Linked DNA regions of Homo sapiens: regions 1 and 3 are each linked to region 2. A link is an interaction called in ENCODE POLR2A ChIA-PET data of the cell type or tissue named here. Cell type or tissue: B cell. All regions are shown on one strand. Links, peaks and the distances in the headings refer to the core of each region. The heading gives the core; the rest is flanking DNA. Region 1 overlaps ZNF276 (zinc finger protein 276). Region 2 holds the start of LOC124903759 (keratin-associated protein 5-1-like). Region 3 overlaps DBNDD1 (dysbindin domain containing 1).

Region 1 (6,144 bases), core at 1-4,000, 170 kb after region 2:
AGCGCCGCCCTCCAGAGCAGACAGCAGGCTGCCCCTGACGCTGACCTGTCCCAGGAGCCTCATCTCTTCTGACGGGACCTGCCACTGCACACCAGCCCAGCTCCCGTGTAAATAATTTATTACAAGCATAACATGGAGCTCTTGTTGCACTAAAAAGTGGATTACAAATCTCCTCGACTGCTTTAGTGGGGAAAGGAATCAATTATTTATGAACTGTCCGGCCCCGAGTCACTCAGCGTTTGCGGGAAAATAAACCACTGGTCCCAGAGCAGAGGAAGGCTACTTGAGCCGGACACCAAGCCCGCCTCCAGCACCAAGGGCGGGCAGCACCCTCCGACCCTCCCATGCGGGTGCACACGAAGGGTGAGGCTGACACAGCCACTGCGGAGTCCAGGCTGCTAGAGGTGCTCATCCTCACTGCCGTCCTCAGGTGGGTTCGGGCTTCACCGCCTGGCCCTCTGTGGTCACAGAGGGGCTCGGTGGCCCAGGTGGTGGTTCCGCCTCCAGGGGCAGGGCCTTGTCCTGGGTCTGTGTCAGCGGGTGCACCATGGACATGTGTACATTGAGGTTGTGGGCCTTCTCAAACCGCCGGCCACACTGGTCACAGGCAAAGTCCAGCTCAGTCTCAGCCTTGTGTTTGGTCATGTGGTACTTGAGGGATGCCCGCTGCCTGCACTGGAACCCACAGACCTCACACCTGGGGGACAGAGGCAGATAAGAAGGTGCGAGGGCCACAGCCCTGGGAGGGGGTCCTGACTCACACTTACTGCAAAGGCTTGGCTCCCGAATGTCGCATTTGGTGGACGAGAAGGTGCTTCCGCTGCTTGAAGGTTTGTCCACATTCGTCACAGATATAGTTCCGCACCTCTGAGAGGGGAGAGTCCAGTGAGTCCAGGCCCCTGATGCTCCAACCTCCCGGGGGGACGACGATGACAATGTGAAACCATCACAGCTGGGAAGACATTTCTGCACATGGTTCACCATGCAGTGGGCCCAAGCAAGGGGCCTATGAGGGCCTCGTTTATTAAGATCTTTAAACTGCTTTATACACTGTCACGTGGCTTCATCAGCTGTGTGCATTTCAGGATGGTTTTTAAAGAAACCTCAGAAAGCTATTTCCTTAACCACAGATTCTTGTCTTTTTTTTTTTTTGAGATGGAGTTTCGCTCTGTTACCCAGGCTGCAGTGCGGTGGCGTGATCTCAGCTCACTGCAACCTGCGCCTCCCAGGCTCAAGCGATTCTTGTGCCTCAGCCTGCCAAGTAGCTGGGATTACAGGCGCCCCCCACCACGCCCAGCTGATTTTTGTATTTTTAGTAGAGACAGGGTTTACACCATATTGGCCAGGCTGGTCTTGAATTCCTGACCTTGTGATCTGCCTGCCTCGGTCTCCCAAAGTGCTGGGATTACATGTGTGAGCCACCGTGCCTGGCCTACAAATTCTTAAAGGAAGCCGTATCACTAAGGTTGTATAGAATACTGATTGTCACAGCTATGGCTGTTCTCTAGAATTCATCTCCATATGAGAGGGGTCCATACCCAGGGTCTGGGGGTATGCATTGCTGTACTGGCTCTGGAAATCTTTCTCACACCCTTGAACAAAGAGATCTCACTTGCTAGTCCACAAATGCCACATGTGGACATGCAGACCCACTCACCCTGTGCTGCCTCCACATCTGTCAAGCCCTGAAACGCTTCACAAGACAGACTTTTCTCTTCGAAGGGAAACCCTATCTTGGCATTTTACTCTACGCTGTTCTTTTTTTTTGAGACTTGAGTCTTGCTCTGTTGCCCAGGCTGGAGTGCAACAGCCCAATCTCAGCTCACTGGAAACTCCACCTCCCAGGTTCAAGGGATTCTTTTTTTTTTTTTTTTTTTGGAGACAGGGTCTTGCTCTGTTGCCCAGGTTGAAGTGCAATGGTACAATCATGGCTCACTATAGCCTGGAACTCCCAGGCTTAAGTGATCCTCCTGCCTCAACCTCTCAAGTAGCTGGGACCACAGGTGTGCACCACCACACCCAGGTAATTTAAAAAATTTGGGGGGCCGGTGCAGTGGCTTACACAAAGTGCTCAATCCCAGCACTTTGGAAGGCCAAGGCAGGCGGATCATGAAGTCAGTTCAAGACCAGCCCCAGCCCAATCAATATGGTAAAACCCTGTCTCTACTAAAAATACAAAAATTAGCCAGGTGTGGTGGCACACACCTGTAGTCCCAGCTACTCGGGAGGCTGAGGCAGCAGAATTGCATGAACCCAGGAGGTGGAGGTTGCAGTGAGCTGAGATTGCACAGCTGCACTCCAGGCTGGGCGACACAGACTGTCCCGGAAAAAAAAAAAAAAATTGGGGGCTGGGCACGGTGGCTCATGCCTGTAATCCCAGCACTTTGGGAGGCCAAGGCAGGCAAATCACCTGAGGTCAGGAACTCGAGACCAGCCTGGCCAACATAGCAAAACCTGCCTCTCTACTAAAAATAGAAAAATTACCCAGGCGTCATGGCTCACGCTTATAATCCCAGCACTTCGGGAGGCCGAGGCAGGTGGATCACAAGGTCAGGAGATTGAGACCAGCCTCACTAACGTGGTGAAACCCCGTCTGTACTGAAAATACGAAAAATTAGTTGGGTGTGGTGGCCAGCACCTGTAGTCCCAGCTATTTGGGAGGCTGAGGCAGGAGAATGGCTTTACCCCAGGAAGAGGAGCTTGCAGTGAGCTGAGATTGTGCCACTGCACCCCAGCCTGGGCGACAAGAGCAAGACTCAGTCAAAAAAACAAACAAACAAACAAAAAAAAACACCCCCGGCGTGGTGGCAGATGCCTGTAATCCCAGCTACTCAGGAGGCTGAGACAGGAGAATTGCTTGAACTAGGGAGGTGGAGGTTACAGTGAGCCAAGATCGCGCCACTGCACTCCAGCCATGGTGATAAGAGTGAGACTGTTTCCATCAATAAATTAAAAAAAAAGTTTTTGGTAAAGACGGCCTCACTATGTTGCCCAGGCTGGTGTCAAAATCCTGGCCTCAAGCAATCCTACTGCCTTAGCCTCCAAAGTGCTGCGATTACAGGCATGAGCCACTGCACCCGGCCCAATTTCAGGTTTTTAAGGAACTGCTGGTTGTGACCATCAGTGACCGGACAGATGCAGAGTCTGAAGGACCAAACCCAAGGAAGTGCTGCCATCAGGAGAGATGTCGGAGAACCCAAAAAATAACAACCCGCATGTCGGGAGATGACCCAGCAGTGAAAAGCAATCCTAATGAAAAAATACTTCAGTAAATTCAAGTAAGAATAAATAATTCTTATTCTGTAATAAGTTCAAAACCAAGGAAAACTGTGTGTGTAAGGATCAATATACAGTTGTCCTCAGCTGGTTCCAGGCCCCCCCCCACCCCTTACCAAAATCTGCTCATACTGAAGTCCCGAAGTTAGCCCTGCAAAGACCCTACAGAACCTGCACTTAGGAAAAGGCAGCCCTCTGAATACCAGGGATTCGAGTCCCTGACCATGGATATGTGGGTCCACGTGGTTCAAACAAGTTTTTTTTTTGAGACAGTGTCTCACTGTTGCCCAGGCTGGAGTGCAGTGGTGTGATCTCGGCTCACTGCAACCTCCACCTCCGCCTCCCAAGTAGCTGTGCCTACAGGCGTGTGCCACCACACCCAGATAATTTTTGTATTTTTAGTAGAGACCAGGTTTTACCATGTTGGCCAGGCTGGTCTTGAACTGCTGACCTCAGGTGATCCACCCACCTCAGCCTCCCAAAGTGCTGGGATTACAGGTGTGAGCCACCACGCCCGGCCAAGTTTGTCATTTTGAAAACATATCCTTGTTGGATTATAAAAGTAACTTGTGCATTATAGAAATTGTGAAAAATAAGACGGGCACAGAGACAGCACCCTCAGTCATAATTCCCCCATCCGCCTCCGGTCTTAATGACACGACCTACACACATGTGAAAAGGCAGAACCACACGTGCCTCCCGCCTGTCCACGTGGGCAGCTCCCCAGAGCTGGTGTGCCTTCATGCCTTCTGCCTTGCCTTTTAAGATACACTTGTTTGGGCCAGGTGCAGTGCTCACACCTGTAATCTCTGCACTTTGGAAGGCTGAGATCACTTGAGGTCAGGAGTTAGAGATCACCCTGGCCAACATGGTGAAACCCCGTCTCTACCAAAAATTACAAAAATTAGCCAGGCATGGTTGCGGGTGCCTGTAATCCCAGCTACTTGGGAGGCTGAGGCGGGAGAATTGATTGAACCTGGGAGGCAGAGGTTGTGGTGAGCCAAGATGGTGCCACTGCACTCCAGCCTGGGCAACAGAGCAGGACTCCGTCTCAAAAAAAAATTAAAAAATAAAATGACCAATTTGCAAAAGGACACCAAGATTGCTTGGCTATTAGTTTTGACAAACTGCCTAGATCCTGGGGAAGTCAGGAATTCCTTCCATCACAGGGAAGGGCAGATTCACACTGACGCCCTACTCTAGCCTTCATCTACCAACGTGACTGAGTACCAAAGACCCCATGAGCCACCTTCACGCACCCCCAACTCTTGGGGCGGGGATGGGTATGAGGAAGACTGGAAAGCAGGTCACGTGCCCCTGGCTGTCACCCGCGTGGGCGACACTGGCGATAGGCGTACCTGTGTGGATGAGCTTCACGTGGCGCTGCAGGTAGCGGTCGATCATGAAAACCTTGTTGCAGCCAGGGTGGGGGCAGGGCCGCTCCCGGACCTCCTCGTGGTGCTCCTTGATGTGCTTCTGAAGGAGAGACTCGGTGAGAGACCCTCAGAGCCGCACCCGGGCCACATGGCACGAGCCCTCAGTAGGTGACAGCTGAGGCCCCTGGAAGGCAGATCCAACTCCTCCTCCAGCGACACCACTGGCTCCTTCACAGCTTCACTCCAAGAAACTTCTAGACCCCCCGGGGGGTGTCTCAAGTGAAAGTCTGGCCTCACATCTACCCCCAAGGATGGCACTGGCTAGGACTGCTTCAGGTCTCGGTTAACCTAGGTCAAAGTGTCCTTGGGCGCAAGTCTGAGTTAGGCTGCAGAAACACCTGCTACCTCCCCCAGGTTCACACTGACAGCTGCCGGGCCTGGGTCAGGCACAGCCAGTGCTCACCTTCATGCCGTCAGCGCCTCGGTACACGGCCGTGCAGCCCTGGTAAGGACACTTGTAGATGGTGGGAAGCTCCTCCCTGCAATGAAGAGCATGCATGGAGCCCCGGCCCCGACAGGCAGGGCGAGCCTCGCGTTGCAGGCATCACCTCTCACAACGAAGCTTCTTCTTCCATCCGGGCTTGGGTCCCGGCTTCTTCCGAATTCTTGGTTCTTCAGACTTCTTGGCTTCTTTGCTTTCACTCTTCTTACCAGAGACTCTGAAAAAAAGAGGTTCCCAAATTCAATGGTTTCTGATCTCCATTTGCAAAATGTTTTTTGTCTCTCCAACCTGAGAAATGGTCTTTTCTGAAGCTTCCCTGAGTTGCTTCTGTGCTGACTGACCCTCAGAATCTACCTGAAGCCACCAAAGCCAGAGCAACTCTGGACAGGAGGCCTCAGGGGCGAGCACAGCAGAGGGCAAGGGCGCAGGACACAGCAGGGTCAGGGGTGAACACAGCAGAGGGCGAGGGCGCAGGGTACAGCAGGGTCAGGGCAAACACAGCAGAGGGCGAGGGCGCAGGGTACAGCAGGGTCAGGGCGAACACAGCAGAGGGGGAGGGCACAGCAGAGGATGAGGGCGCAGGGTACAGCAGGGTCGGGGTGAACACAGCAGAGGGCGAGGGCGCAGGGTACAGCGGGGTACAGCAGGGTCAGGGCGAGCACAGCAGAGGGCAAGGGCGCAGGACACAGCAGGGTCAGGTGAACACAGCAGAGGGTGAGGGCGCAGGGTACAGCAGGGTCAGGGTGAACACAGCAGAGGGCGAGGGCATGGTACAGCAGGGTCAGGGGCAAACGGCAGAGGACGAGGGCGCAGGGTACAGCAGGGTCGGGTGAGCACAGCAGAGGGCGAGGACGCAGGGTACAGGAGGGTCAGGGCAAACACAGCGGAGGGCGAGGGCACAGGGTACAGCAGGGGTGGGTTCTGAGAACTAAAGCTTCACCCTGTGCTACACATAAAACCCACAACTAGAGGTATCAGGACGGCAGAACA
Region 2 (6,224 bases), core at 877-4,876:
TCAGGGACCATTTCCTTTGAACTTGGGGGTGGGGGTGTGGGAGGTGGCAAGCAGGGTTTCTCGTGGGCTCACCGTGGTGCCTGCATTGAAGGCTTTGGGGGGTTCTGGCTCAGTGGAAAAGGGCCCGGCTGGTGAGCCACGCTGCCTGTGGGCACCCGGGGAGCCACGTGCGCCTCAGCCTCTCGCTGGGCTGAGCAGGGCCAAGGGAGGAAACAGGACAGCATTCCCCACAATCATGGCAGAGGCTACGCCCTCAAAACAGTCTTTCAGATCTCACGGTCATTGGAAGTAGGCTCAGCTGCAGGTCATGACATAAACCCCAGCACCACTGCCAAAGTGTCAGTGATCCAGCCACCTCTCAGGACAGCAGGCCTGGGCTCAGCCTCTGCTGCATTGTCCCTGGAACACCGGCTCTTCTCTGACTCCCAACCGTAGGGCGGCTGCTGCAGCTCCAAACATCACATCCCCTATTTGGGTGGACTCAAGGCATCTGGAATGGAAGAGGCAGGGGACCCAGGTCTCCTTGCTAGCCTGTCATTTTCAGAGAAAAGACCCTGAAGACTCTAGCAGACTCCCGCATCTCGATGGCTGAAGCTCACCACGGACCACCCTGGCTGTGGAGGGTGGGGACCTAGAGCAGACTGGGGTTATCTCCCAACCATCTTCCCTGGAGATGAGTGCAGATCCCCCATGGAAAAAGGGGTGGGTGGGACACCAGGAGGACCAGCCTGTGCTCCCCACAGGCTCCTGCTGACCACAAACATCGTTCACTCACTGCAGAGAGGAACGAGGCCGCAGCACCAACTCCCCGCCCCCATGATCTCTTCCTGCAGAGCGTGGGGCTATCACAGCTGGGACCTCAGGGCACCGCTCCTAGAAATGGCCAGCACAGGGCCAGGGCTGCACCCTCAGGCCCACGTCTGAGATGGGCACACGTGGCTCAGCCCTCGGGCCAACTCTTGTCATGGACACTGGGCCCTCGTCGTCCTGGGGAGGGTCCTGCACCCTAAGCTCCCGCCCAGGAAATGCTGAGCAGAGTAAGGAGACACCAGGAACTGCCAAAAGGATGAACTCACAGGCCTCGGCGAGCCCCAGGTTAGACGATTACACAGTGATGGGCTTTCTGGGAGGTGGGTCCACGGACCAGTACCTAGCTGGGGCTGGAACATGTTTCCTGCCTCACTGGCCGCCCTAGAGCCTCGGGCAGCCCCTCGTGTCTGCTGCCTCCTAAGGGTAAAAGATTAGGGCGGTGAGGGGTGCCAGGGGACAGGACCCCTGCTGCAGCCCTAACACCTTGGTGTTCTCGATCCTTCCAGAACCACGCTGGCTTCTGATGCTGTCTGGCTGCAGCCTCCGCCCCTCCTGCAGCTGCAGCACCGTGGGGCCGTGGGATGCACGGGTTCTGTGCACCATCAGTCAACTGTGCCAGGACCTGCTCCAGCTAAGCCCTCCCCCAAGACTGGGGTCTTGGTCCGAGTGGCCCATTCACCCTCAGACCGACTATCCCCTGATCTTTGCTACATGGGCCCTCAGAGCTTCCCTGGGCACTTCTCTGCAAAACATGCTTCTGGGGCTTCGCCTTCAATTCTGGGCACTGCCCTCAAGTTCTCTAATAAAATTATTTTGGCAGAGCCAGGCGCGGTGGCTCACAGCTGTAACCCCAGCACTGTGGGGGGCCAAGGCGGGCGGATCATGAGGTCAAGAGATTGAGAGCATCCTGGCCAACATGGTGGAACCCCGTCTCTACTAAAAATACAAACATTAGCCAGGCGTGGTGGCGGGTGCCTGTAGCCCCAGCTACTCGGGAGGCTGAGGCAGGAGAATGGCGTGAACCCGGGAGGCGGAGCTTGCAGTGAGCCGAGACTGCGCCACTGCACTCCAGCCTGCGCGACACAGTGAGACTCTTGTCTCAAAAAAAAAAAAGAAAATTATTTTGTCAGATTCAACAGATAGTGGCATCCAGCCAAAGGACCCCAACATCTCCACCCCACTTGCTTGGAGGAACAAGACTGAAGGCCGGCTGCCACATAGGGGCCTCTCTGCTCCAGCCCTGCCCTGAGACCCTCTACCAACAAGGCACGCAGCTCTGTTGACGAACTCCACAGCAAGTTCAAGGAGGACGTGCACCCAGGGCCTTGGCATTCAGCAGGGACCTGCACTGAAGACCCCGTGGGGCCCCTTCTCCACCCGTGCCCAGATCCTGGGAGCACAGGAAGCATGGGGTCTGGGCCCCACCTCACCCACAAGCCACTGGGAGGAGAATGGACTGAGTGTGATTCGAATCCGAGGGCATGGGACGGCGCTCAGTGCCTGCGAAAGGAGAAGGTGCGGACGGCAGAGCGTGACCCATTTACATTTATAGGAGAAACAGTGGACCAGGGAGCGACACACTCAGCTTCCCTACTTCAGGCAACTGGCCGACTCCGACCAACAGAGAAATCGGGAACATCATCATACGGCTTTTCGGTCACCTCTGCGGACGCTCAGTCCCACTCCCCCTCCCCCTCAGCGTCGTCCTCGTGCGGCGCCTCCAGGTCGTTGAGGTGGAAGTTGGCCATCATGTCGCGCACAGCCAGCATCAGCCTGTTCAGGCCCTGGTTGCGGTTCAGACCCCCAGCCACTCCTTCCTCGGGCCTCTCCCCCTGCAGCAAGGGGACATGTCTGAGAAGGGGGCTGTCTGTGCTGGGACTAGGGGCCCGGGGCCCAAGCAGGAGGCACTGTGGAGCCCGAGGTGGCCCTTGCCCCAGCACCGGACCCTGAACCCTCCCCAGGTCCCTGTGAGGAGGAAGCTCTCAAAACCAAATGCCGTGTCTAGACCAAGCCAGGCACAGAGTGGGATCAAGCCGGCTGACTCACGGCCCTGCATCTGCTACCATCTGGGCAGGCCCCAGTTTCCCCGGCAGAATGGGCACCCCACTGGCACAATGCAGCCTTGGTCCTTCCCTGCTCCCTGTGCCGGCTGGCACAGTCCTGGTTCAAGGAGGCTCCAGGCATTCGCACTGGAATGGATATGCCCGCACCCACTGGGGAGGCAGGGGCTGGGACGAGCTCAACCTACCTCCATGGTATAGTTTGGCAACAGTGACCGGAAGAAGAGAGCAATGGTGTTTCCATGGCTGATAGGACTTAGCCTGAAAGAAAGTCAAGAAAAGTCAGAAACGACACTGAACTGAGACTCGTGGGACCCAACCCGGCTCACGGGGCTGCCTGCCAGCTGCCTCCCTCGCAGGGACACGGAGGGGCCGCCAGGGGGCAGAGCAGCAGCAGCTGAGCACAGGCCCTGGATTCCCCGGGTGGCCCGTGAGGCTTCCTCATCAGCTTAGGGTGGGGCTGTGGACAGCGGGAACAGGATGAGGGAGACCAACTCAGCTGAGGCAGGCGTGGCGTCCGGAGCGAGGCTCCCACAGCCATCCTCGGCCACTGCACAGGTGCCTTGCTTTTCAGAAAAGCTGCAGTTTCAACGTCTCCTTCAGCACCCACTCCTTACGCAAAGGCAGAAGCTTCCAGGGCCTGCGTTAAGCGGAGACCCTCACGGTGCGAAGGGCTACCGGCCCGGCTCTACAGGACGCTGAGCGGCCAGGCCTCAGGAGCTCTAGGGAGGGCGAAAGCCTGGGCTCCACAGCGGAGGGAGGCAGCAAAGAACCGCGATTCCTCAATGCTGCAACACCCTGCCGGCAGGGATAATCACGACGACCGCTGTGCGGGTGACGGGGCCTGGGTAAGGCAAGTACTTTCCAGCCCAGAAGGAAAAGGTAAAAAGCCTTTCAATGACCCGGATTCTGAAAGCCAGACACACCGGCCGCCTGGCAGTTGGCCCTCTTGCGCCGCAGCCCTGCTCTCCCGGTCTGGCCATGGGGCTTTTGTTCTCTCAATGTGCCGTGTGCTCTGCTCCTGGCACAGGGCCTCGGCACATCGTGACTCTGCTGGGGAACACAAGGACCCTCTCCCCTGAGCCTGGTGAGGGCACATTCATCCTCTCCGTCTCAGCACAGCCACCATCCTTCCTCCAAACACCTTACTGGAGGATTTTTTTTTTTTTTTTTTTTGAGATGGAGTCACTCTGTCACCCAGGCTGGAGTGCAGTGGCGTGATCTCAGCTCACGGCAACCCCCTCCTTCCGGGTTCAAGGGATTCTCCTGCCTCAGCCTCCTGAGTAGCTGGGACTACAGGCACAACCCACCACGCCCAATTTTTTTTTTTTTTTTTTTTTTTGAGACGGAGTCTTCCTCTGTCGCCAGGATGGAGTGCAGTGGCACGATCTCCACTCACTGCAACCTGTGCCTCCCGGGTTCAAACAATTTTCCTGCCTCAGCCTCCCAAGTAGCTGGGACTACAGGTGTGCGGCACCACGCCCAGCTAATTTTTTTGTATTTTAGTAGAGACGGGTTTTCAGCACGTTGGCCAGGCTGGTCTCAATCTCTTGACCTTGTGATTTGCCCACCTTGGCCTCTCAAACTGCTGGAATTACAGGCGTGAGTCACTGCACCCAGCTGGCTAAGTTTTGTATTTTTAGTTGAGACGGGGTTTGCCATGTTGGCCAGGCTGGTGCAGTTTTGATTTTATGTTTATTTCTACATTCTAAAATTAATATGTTTTCCCCACTTCACTGCACACCTGCTTCCACTGTGTCACTCGCACCTGCCACAGAGGCCGACACGCAAGCGCTTGTACATTCGGTGGAGATGGGAAAGAACGTGGCCTGCAAACGCAGAGCTGTGACCCCCAAATAACACTGTTCCTCTCCTCCTCTCCCTTCCTGTGAGGGGAAAGACCCACTTAGCCCTGAGCCCCATCTCTCAGCATCTGGGTCTGAAAGAGGCAGCCAGTCCCTGTGAGCCCCAAAGCCCTGACCTCAGAGCTGCAGGAGAGAGCTGGGAGCTGCGAGGTGGGAGCTGGGAGCTGGGAGCTGCGAGGTGGGAGCTGGGAGGTGGAAACTGGGAGGAGGGAGGCGGGAGCTGGGAGCTGGCAGGTGGGAGGCAGGAGCTGGGAGCTGGGAGGCGGGAGCCGGGAGGTGGGAGCTGGGAGGCGGGAGGTGGGAGCTGGGAGGAGGGAGGTGGGAGCTGGGAGGTGGGAGCTGGGAGGTGGGAGGTGGGAGCTGGGAGGTGGGAGCTGGGAGGAGGGAGGCGGGAGCTGGGAGGTGGGAACTGCGAGGAAAGAGGTGGGAACTGGAAGGTGGGAGGAGGGAGCTGGGAGGTGGGAGCTGGAAGGTGGGAGGTGGGAACTGCGAGGAAAGAGGTGGGAGCTGGCAGGTGGGAACTGGGAGGTGGGAACTGCGAGGAAGGAGGTGGGAACTGGAAGGTGGGAGGTGGGAGCTGGGAGGTGGAAACTGGAAGGAGGGAGGTGGGAGCTGGGAGCTGGAAGATGGGAGCTGGGAGGTGGGAACTGTGAGGAAAGAAGTGGGAACTAGAAGGTGGGAGGAGGAAGCTGGGAGGTGGGAACTGGGAGGAGGGAAGAGGGAGCTGGGAGGTGGGAGCTGGGAGGTGGGAACTGAGAGGAGGGAGGCGGGGTTGGAAGGTGGGAACTTGGAGGAGGGAGGCGGGAGCTGGAAGGTGGGAGCTGGGAGGAGGGAGGCAGGAGGTGGCAGGGGAGGTGAGAGGAGGGAGGCGGGAGCTGGGAGCTGGGAACTGGGAGGAGGGAGGAGACAGGGGCTGTAAGGTGGGAGGCGGGAGCTGGGAGGTAGGAGGTGGGAGCTGGGAACTGGGAGGAGGGAGGCGGTAGCTGGGAGGTGGGAGGCGGGAGCTGGGAGGTGGGAGCTAGGCGGCGGGAGGAGGGAGGTGGGAGCTGGGAACTGGGAGGAGGGAGGCAGGAGCTGGGAGGTGGGAGGCGGGAGCTGGGAGGTGGGAACTGGGAGCTGGGAGGTGGGAATTGGAAGGAGGGAGGAGGGAGGTGAGGTGGGAGGTGGGAGGAGGGAGTTGGGAGGTGGGAGCTGGGAGGTGGGAGGTGGGAACTGGGAGGAGGGAGGCGGGAGCTGGAAGGTGGGAGGCGGGAGCTGGAAGGTGGGAGGCGGGAGGTGGCAGGTGGGAGGTGAAAGGAGGGAGGTGGGAGGTGGGAGGAGGGAGCTGGGAGCTGGGAGGTGGGAACTAGGATGAGGGAGGCGGGAGCTGGGAGGTGGGAGCTGGGAGGTGGGAACTGGGAGGAGGGAGGCAGAAGCTGGGAGGTGGCAGCTGGGAGCTGGGAGATGGGAGGTAGGAACTGGGAGGAGGGAGGTGGGAGGTGGGAGGAGG
Region 3 (6,224 bases), core at 1,336-5,335, 100 kb before region 2:
CCAGGCGCACGCTCATCGGGGAGGGTAGGTGCGCGTGGAGCGCTCCCTGCCCTGATGGTGGAGGCCCTACTGCAGGACCTTGGAGTCGGTAACGGGAAGAAAGCTCTCAGAACCTCCCCCCTTCCCGATCAGAGACTTTTCCAAAAGGGCTTTCGGGGTTCCATTTGCCTAGGTAGGAACTTGGATGCAAACTGCAGACTCCTCCACCTGCCCAGCCAAGCCCACCACCTCCTGGTTTCCTAGAGCTCCCATTCCAGGGAGCCAGCAGGTGCCTGAGGGCACAGGCAGGCCAGCCTGCCGCTCTGGAACTACATGGGAACCTCTCAGTCCCCCAGCCGCACACAGTGGCATCCTCTGGAGCCCGAAGGGCTGTCCCCGGGAGGAGCAGGTCCACCCACCCTGTGTATCTGCAGTCCAAGGTATAGGGACAAATGCCCCAGGGCTGGTGGGTTTGGGTTTTGATTTGTCATTTGTGGGAGGGACCAGAGCTCTTTCTTAACACTGATAGTCCCAGGCTCCTGGGTATTCCCAGTAGCAGCTTTGTGGACATAGGAAGCCTGGAGGTTGGGAGTGAGGGCTTGGGGGTCTCCGAGCTGTTTCCAGCTGTGAACTGTGGGCAGTCAGGCCCCTGTGAGCCTCAATTTCCATTTCTGTCAGTGGAGACAGTTCTGCTTCCCCTGCAGGGCTGTGGGAGCCCAAGGCATTTGGGAGTGGAGGTTAATATGTTTTCCCTCCTCCTTTGGGAAAAAAGGAGGACTTCCCAGCAGCTTAAAAGGCAGAGAAAGCAGGTTCAGTTTCTGAGCCCATCAGTCACTGGCTGGGGGCTTCAGACACCTGACTCAATCAGTGCACAGGTATTTACCTACAGGTCGCAGCTCTGTGCAGTACCCTGCCTGGGGTGGGGAGTTAGTGGGAAGACAGGGCCCTGTCCTCTGAGGGCTCACGCTCTTGACACCAACTCCTGTTTCCTTGTCTGCAAAGTGGCCAGTGATGCCTACTTTGTGGAACCTCATGAGATCACACATTGGTGACTCTGTCATTACTTATCACTTACTTTTGAAAACCTTACAAAAGTAGAGAGAACGGCGGGACAAAGGCCCATGTGTGACATCCCAGCCCCCAGGCCCACAGCCTCCTCTCCAGACTACCACCAACCTCCCTTCATTAGTGGTTTGAACCAAATCTAGACATATTATTTCACTGATAAATAATTCAGAAATATCTGTAAAATATGATTTTTTTTTTTTTTGAGACGGAGTCTCGCTCTGTTGCCCAGGCCGGAGTGCAGTGGCGCGATCTCGGCTCACTGCAACCTCCACCTCCCGGGTTCACGCCATTCTCCTGCCTCAGCCTCCCCAGTGGCTGGGACTACAGGCGCCCGCCACCACACCTGGCTGATTTTTTGTACTTTTAGTAGAGACGGGGTTTCACTGTGTTAGCCAGGATGATCTCGATCTCCTGACCTCATGACCCACCCGCCTCGGCCTCCCAAAGTGCTGGGATTACAGGCGTCAGCCACCATGCCCGGCAAAATAGGATTTTTATAAAGCATTATTAAAACACTATTTTTGCAACTAAAGGAATTAATGATTTCTTAATATGAAATGTACAGAACACGGAGGTGCACGTGTGCACAGGAATGTGACCTGTGCCCTCTCTGAGGGCCCCACCTGGAAGCCAGGGCTGTAACCCACCCCAACTCAGTCTGCCCAAGGGTCCACAGGGACAGAGGGATCCTCAGGAGGCTGAGAGTCTAGACACGGCCACTCCAGCATCCCTGAAATACTTTGGGGGTCCAAATCCAGAGAGGAAGGTGCTGGGGGATGGGGGGCAGGTGGCCCCTGCCTCTGCGACCATCTCTCCTTCCAGCCATTTAGTTTTATGATATTCATTCATTCACTTCATTAGCTCATCCGTCCATACAGTGGTGTGTGCCAAGTGCCTCCTCGATGCTCTGGACGGGGCCCTGGGCACACAACAGGGAACAGGATTTGGGCCAAGTTTCCCAGTCGAGAATGTGCTGGAAAATAGGTCAGCAGCAGAGCACAGGGCATCAGCAATCAGCCCTCAGGGAAGCCTGGGGGGCCGGGCTGAGGCACCCCAACTCCTGGCTCCCTCGCTGAGGTGCTCCTTCAGTGCCCACTCATCAGCGAGGGCACCAGCAGCCCCTGCAGGGGGGTTGGGTCCCCCTTGATAGGGGCTGTGCTGGGGTAAGGACCAGAACATTGCTGTGTCCCCACACTCTGGGGTCCTTCCTGGGACATCAGAAACACCTGCTTGCCTCTGCCCTGGCCCTGGAGACCTTGGGGGCTGCCAGCACCCGCCCCCATGCCTGCCTGGCATTGAGCCTCTGGTTCCCACCCTGGGAAAAGCAGCAGGTCTCGCCCGTGAGGAATTTTCTTCTTCCTACAAGCTTGTTGAGAGGGTGTCAGACAGGCCTGGGTGATTCCTAGCGCAGTCCCTCACTAACCGTGGGCTAGTTGATTCACCCTCATTTGTTTACTGCGCACCTACTGTGCGCTAGGTCCCAGGAATGCAGCCATGAACTAGATACAAGCCGCTTAGAGCTGATGCTTCTCGCTCTACCCAGTCCCAGCCTGCTCTGGGGCTGTGCCTGGGGGTCTGGCGTGTGGCCGACTCACAGTGTATGTGAGTCTCTGTCATTTCCTCCCGGCTTTGCCTATCAGTTCCAGCCAAGATCAACCTTTGTTTCCATTGAGGATTGTTTTTAAATTGAGATATTATTCACATATAAAGTTCACCCTTTTAAAGTGTACAACTCACTGTTTCAGTATATTCACAAAATTGTGCAGTCACCACCACTATCTAATTTTATAATATCTTCATTACCCCCCCAGAAAGAAACCCATACCCGTTCTCCCCTTCTCCACTGCCCACCCCCCAGCCTCTGACGATCACTGATGGAATGTCTACGCGCTTGCCTATTCTGGACATTTCCTAGGAACGGCGTCACACAGCATTTGTCCTTTTGGGCCTGGCTTCCTTCACTCGAATGAGGTGATCAGGCTCATGCATGTGATATCCGGTGTCAGTACCGCCGTCCTTCTTGGGTTGAATCTCACTCCATGGTAGGCACAGACCACATTCTGTTTATCCATTGATCCACTGAGGACATTGGATTATTTCCACTTTTGGCTACTGTGAATCACGCTATGAACATGCATGTGCAGCTGACTCTTGAACAACGTTAAGTGTTAGGGGTGCCCACCTCCCTCAAAGTCAGAAATCCACATAGAACTTTTCACTCCCCAAAAACTTAACTGCTAATAGCCTACTGTTGACCAGAACTTTACTGATATGGTCAACGAACACATATCTGTATGCTGCATGTATTACACAGTAGGCTCAGTCATTTGAGGACCCACGAGCATGCCTTATAGCAGCTGCACGCTCTTCATGCCAAGATCCATCGTGCCCCTCCTGGGGGCTCAGGTCTTGTCCCTGGTATCACATTCTTCTGGCCAAAAAATTCGTGTCCTGATGGCAGAAGCTGCATCTTCCAAATTTTCCTTCCCCAAAGCCCCAACACAGACCACGGCACCAGACTTTACAGAATAAAGACCAGGCCAAAGGGAGATGGGGAAGGACCAGACTAGACACCTGGTGGCTTCAAATGCTTACAGGACTGGATCTCATCAACGCTGACACCATCAGCTACAGATGTGTTGCTGTCTCAAGAATGTGGAAATAAGAAAAGATGCTTTTTTTTTTTTTTTTGAAACAAGAGTCTCGTTCTGTCGCCCAGGCTGGAGTGCAGTGGCATGATCTCTGCTCACTGCAAACTCCACCTCCTAGGTTCAAGCGAGTCTCCTGCCTCAGCCTCCTGAGTAGCTGGGACTACAGGCACGTACCACCACACCGGCTAATTTTTGTATTTTTAGTAGAGACGGGGTTTCGCCATGTTGGCCCAGACTGGTCTCGAACTCCTGGCCTCAAGTGATCCGCCCGCCTTGGCCTCCCAAAGTGCTGGGATTACAGGCGTGAGCCACCGCGCCCGGCCGAAAGGATACTTCTTAAGAGTCAACTATGATATTCATTCCACACAGGGCTGCTGTGAAGCTTCCACAGGGCTAGAGCTTTGTCCCAGAAGCTGTCTGTAGCCCCTTGGGACCCCAGGATCTATAATGAGGACTGCTGGCATTCGCATGCCCCCTCTCCAGTGCAAGATGGGGAAGGGGATTGCTGTTTGGCTGAGGTCCTGCTTGGGACCTCCATCTCAGCACAAGCAGAGGGTGCCTGCAGACTTACCTCCCTCTGGACTGTGCCCTTGCTGGCCTCGTCGTAAAAATGCAGGTATTGGCCCGGCACGGTGGCTCACACCTATAATCCCAGCACTTTGGGAGGCCAAGGCGGGCGGATCATGAGGTCAGGAGTTCAAGACCAGCCTGGCCAACAGGGAGAAACCCCATCTCTACTAAAGATACAAAAATTAGCCAGGCATGGTGGCGCACGCCTGTAATCCCAGCTACTTGGGAGGCTGAGGCAAGAGGATCCCTTGAACCCAGGAGGTGGAGTTTGCAGTGAGCAGAGATCGCGCCATTGCCCTCCAGCCTGGTGACAGAGCGAGACTCCATCTCAAAAAAAAAATAATAATAATAATAATTTAAAAATTCAGGTAGATGCTGTCCCACTCCATTCAAAACCCTTCAACGGCTTCTCTCAGCTTACTCAGTATAGAAACCAAAGTCCTGACGATCTCCACACGACCTGCACACACCACCCCTGCCCTGCCTCACAGCCCCCAGCTGTCCTCAAATGCACTCTGCTCAGGCCTTTATGCATGTCCCCCCCCGCCCCACCCAGTATCACACGGCTCCCTCCCACCTCCAGGCTCCTCCTCCAAGTTTGGTAGAGCACCCTCCCCAGATGCCCCCTAAAATGGGAGCACAGCCCCGCACTGCTCACTGGCACTGGCCGTCCCTCAGAAGGGCAGGAATCATCTATTTTGTCTATGCCATGTCCCCAGAACAGAGGGTGATTCGGAAGTCTTGGTTGGGTGAATGAATGAATCAGAGCCTTCGTCTAGATGAGGGGCCCCGCCCAGTGAGAGGGGGACTACAAGGGGAGACGCCACCTCTGTCCCACCTTCCTTCAGAGATCCACGTCCCCCCAGGTCAGGACCCAGGGAACCTAAGCCAGCAAGTGGGGACTTCCTGCTCCCTCTGCTGGGCCCTGAACCGGGATCCCTGGTTCCCATCTCCACGCCATGATCAGGAACAGGCTGACAGGTGATGGCTGAGAGCTCCAGCTGCGTCCCTGGCCAGCCCTGTGCTGCATGCTGGGGACAGACGCTGAGCTGCTCTGTGCCTCAGCTTCCTCCTCTCAAGTACAAAGCTCAGAGTCTTCCCCATGTAGCTGGGAGTTAGGGTGAGGTGAGAATGGAGTTAGTCAATAAACACAGAATGCTGGGACTGTACTAGAAAACCATAAGCCACTGTCTTTTTTTTTTTTTTTTTTTTTAAGGCAAGGTTTCGCTCTGTTGCTCAAGCTGGATGGCACGATCACAGCTCACTGCATTCTTGACTTCCTGGGTTTCAGGCGGACCTCCTGCCTCAGCTTCCCGAGTAGCTGCCACACAGGTGTGCACCACCACACCTAGCTGTCATTATTAACACAGAACCACCTGCCCCACCTGCCTCTGAGGGTGCTGTCCCCAGAGATTCTCTGCAGAACTACTCTGGCCCCAGGTTTCCTTGATATTAGGGGGCTGCCAGAGAGGAGGGGGTGGGAGGCCAGGGTGTATGATCGCTTGAACCCAGGAGTTCGAGACCAGCCTGGGCAACATGGCAAGACCCTGTCTCTACCAAAAAAATTTTAATTAGCCAGGAGTGGTGGTCCCAGCTACTCAGGAGGCTGAAGTGGGAGGATCGCTTGAGCCCAAGAGGTTGAGGCTGCAGTGAGCTATGGTTTTACCACTGCACTCCAGCCTGGGCAACAGTGAGACCTTGTCTCTTGAGAGAGAGAGGCCAGGTGCGGTGGCTCATGCCTGTAATGCCAGCACTTTGGGAGGCCGAGGCAGACGGATCACCTGAGGTCAGGAGTTTGAGACCAGCCTGACCAACATGGAGAAACCCCATCTCTACTAAAAATACAGAATTAGCTGGGCATGGTGGCTCATGCCTGTAATCCCAGCTACTCGGAAGGCTGACGCAGGAGAATCGCTTGAACCCAGGAGGCGGAGGTTTTGATGAGCCAAGATCACG

The links. ChIA-PET counts read pairs that join two places held together with the same protein. Peaks named below come from ENCODE experiments on the same cell type or tissue, not always from the same donor. Only the 100,000 strongest peaks of a DNase experiment are listed, where the experiment ranks them.
Region 1: POLR2A ChIA-PET joins it to region 2 with 10 read pairs; 3 of 35 experiments call an interaction of 5 or more read pairs at or near these places.
Region 3: POLR2A ChIA-PET joins it to region 2 with 10 read pairs; 5 of 35 experiments call an interaction of 5 or more read pairs at or near these places.

Annotation. Positions count from the first base shown.
Region 1 is chr16:89,732,529-89,738,672 of GRCh38, reverse strand. ZNF276 (zinc finger protein 276) reads right to left here. Exons shown (of 11, transcript NM_001113525.2): 7 at 5,261-5,371; 8 at 5,116-5,191; 9 at 4,635-4,752; 10 at 768-867; 11 at 1-697. The coding sequence ends at 427. FANCA (FA complementation group A) reads left to right here. Exons shown (of 43, transcript NM_000135.4): 43 at 1-1,124. The coding sequence ends at 72. Among named protein-coding and RNA genes, the nearest start is that of ZNF276, 14 kb to the right of the region's middle. In B cell, for the core only: no CTCF peak of the experiment used is centred there; no DNase peak of the experiment used is centred there.
Region 2 is chr16:89,907,498-89,913,721 of GRCh38, reverse strand. It overlaps TCF25 (TCF25 ribosome quality control complex subunit), which reads right to left. Exons shown (of 18, transcript NM_014972.3): 17 at 3,059-3,131; 18 at 2,343-2,642. The coding sequence ends at 2,484. It overlaps LOC124903759 (keratin-associated protein 5-1-like), which reads right to left and starts at 2,063. Exons shown (of 4, transcript XM_047435031.1): 1 at 1,077-2,063; 2 at 1-490. RefSeq lists enhancers at 662-1,161, 1,162-1,663 and a silencer at 3,207-3,501. In B cell, for the core only: CTCF peaks have their summits at 3,045 and 3,253 (motif pointing right); a DNase peak (open chromatin) is centred at 3,271.
Region 3 is chr16:90,012,520-90,018,743 of GRCh38, reverse strand. All of the region lies in intron 1 of DBNDD1 (dysbindin domain containing 1), which reads left to right. Among named protein-coding and RNA genes, the nearest start is that of DBNDD1, 3.8 kb to the left of the region's middle. In B cell, for the core only: no CTCF peak of the experiment used is centred there; no DNase peak of the experiment used is centred there; H3K4me3 peaks cover 218 bases.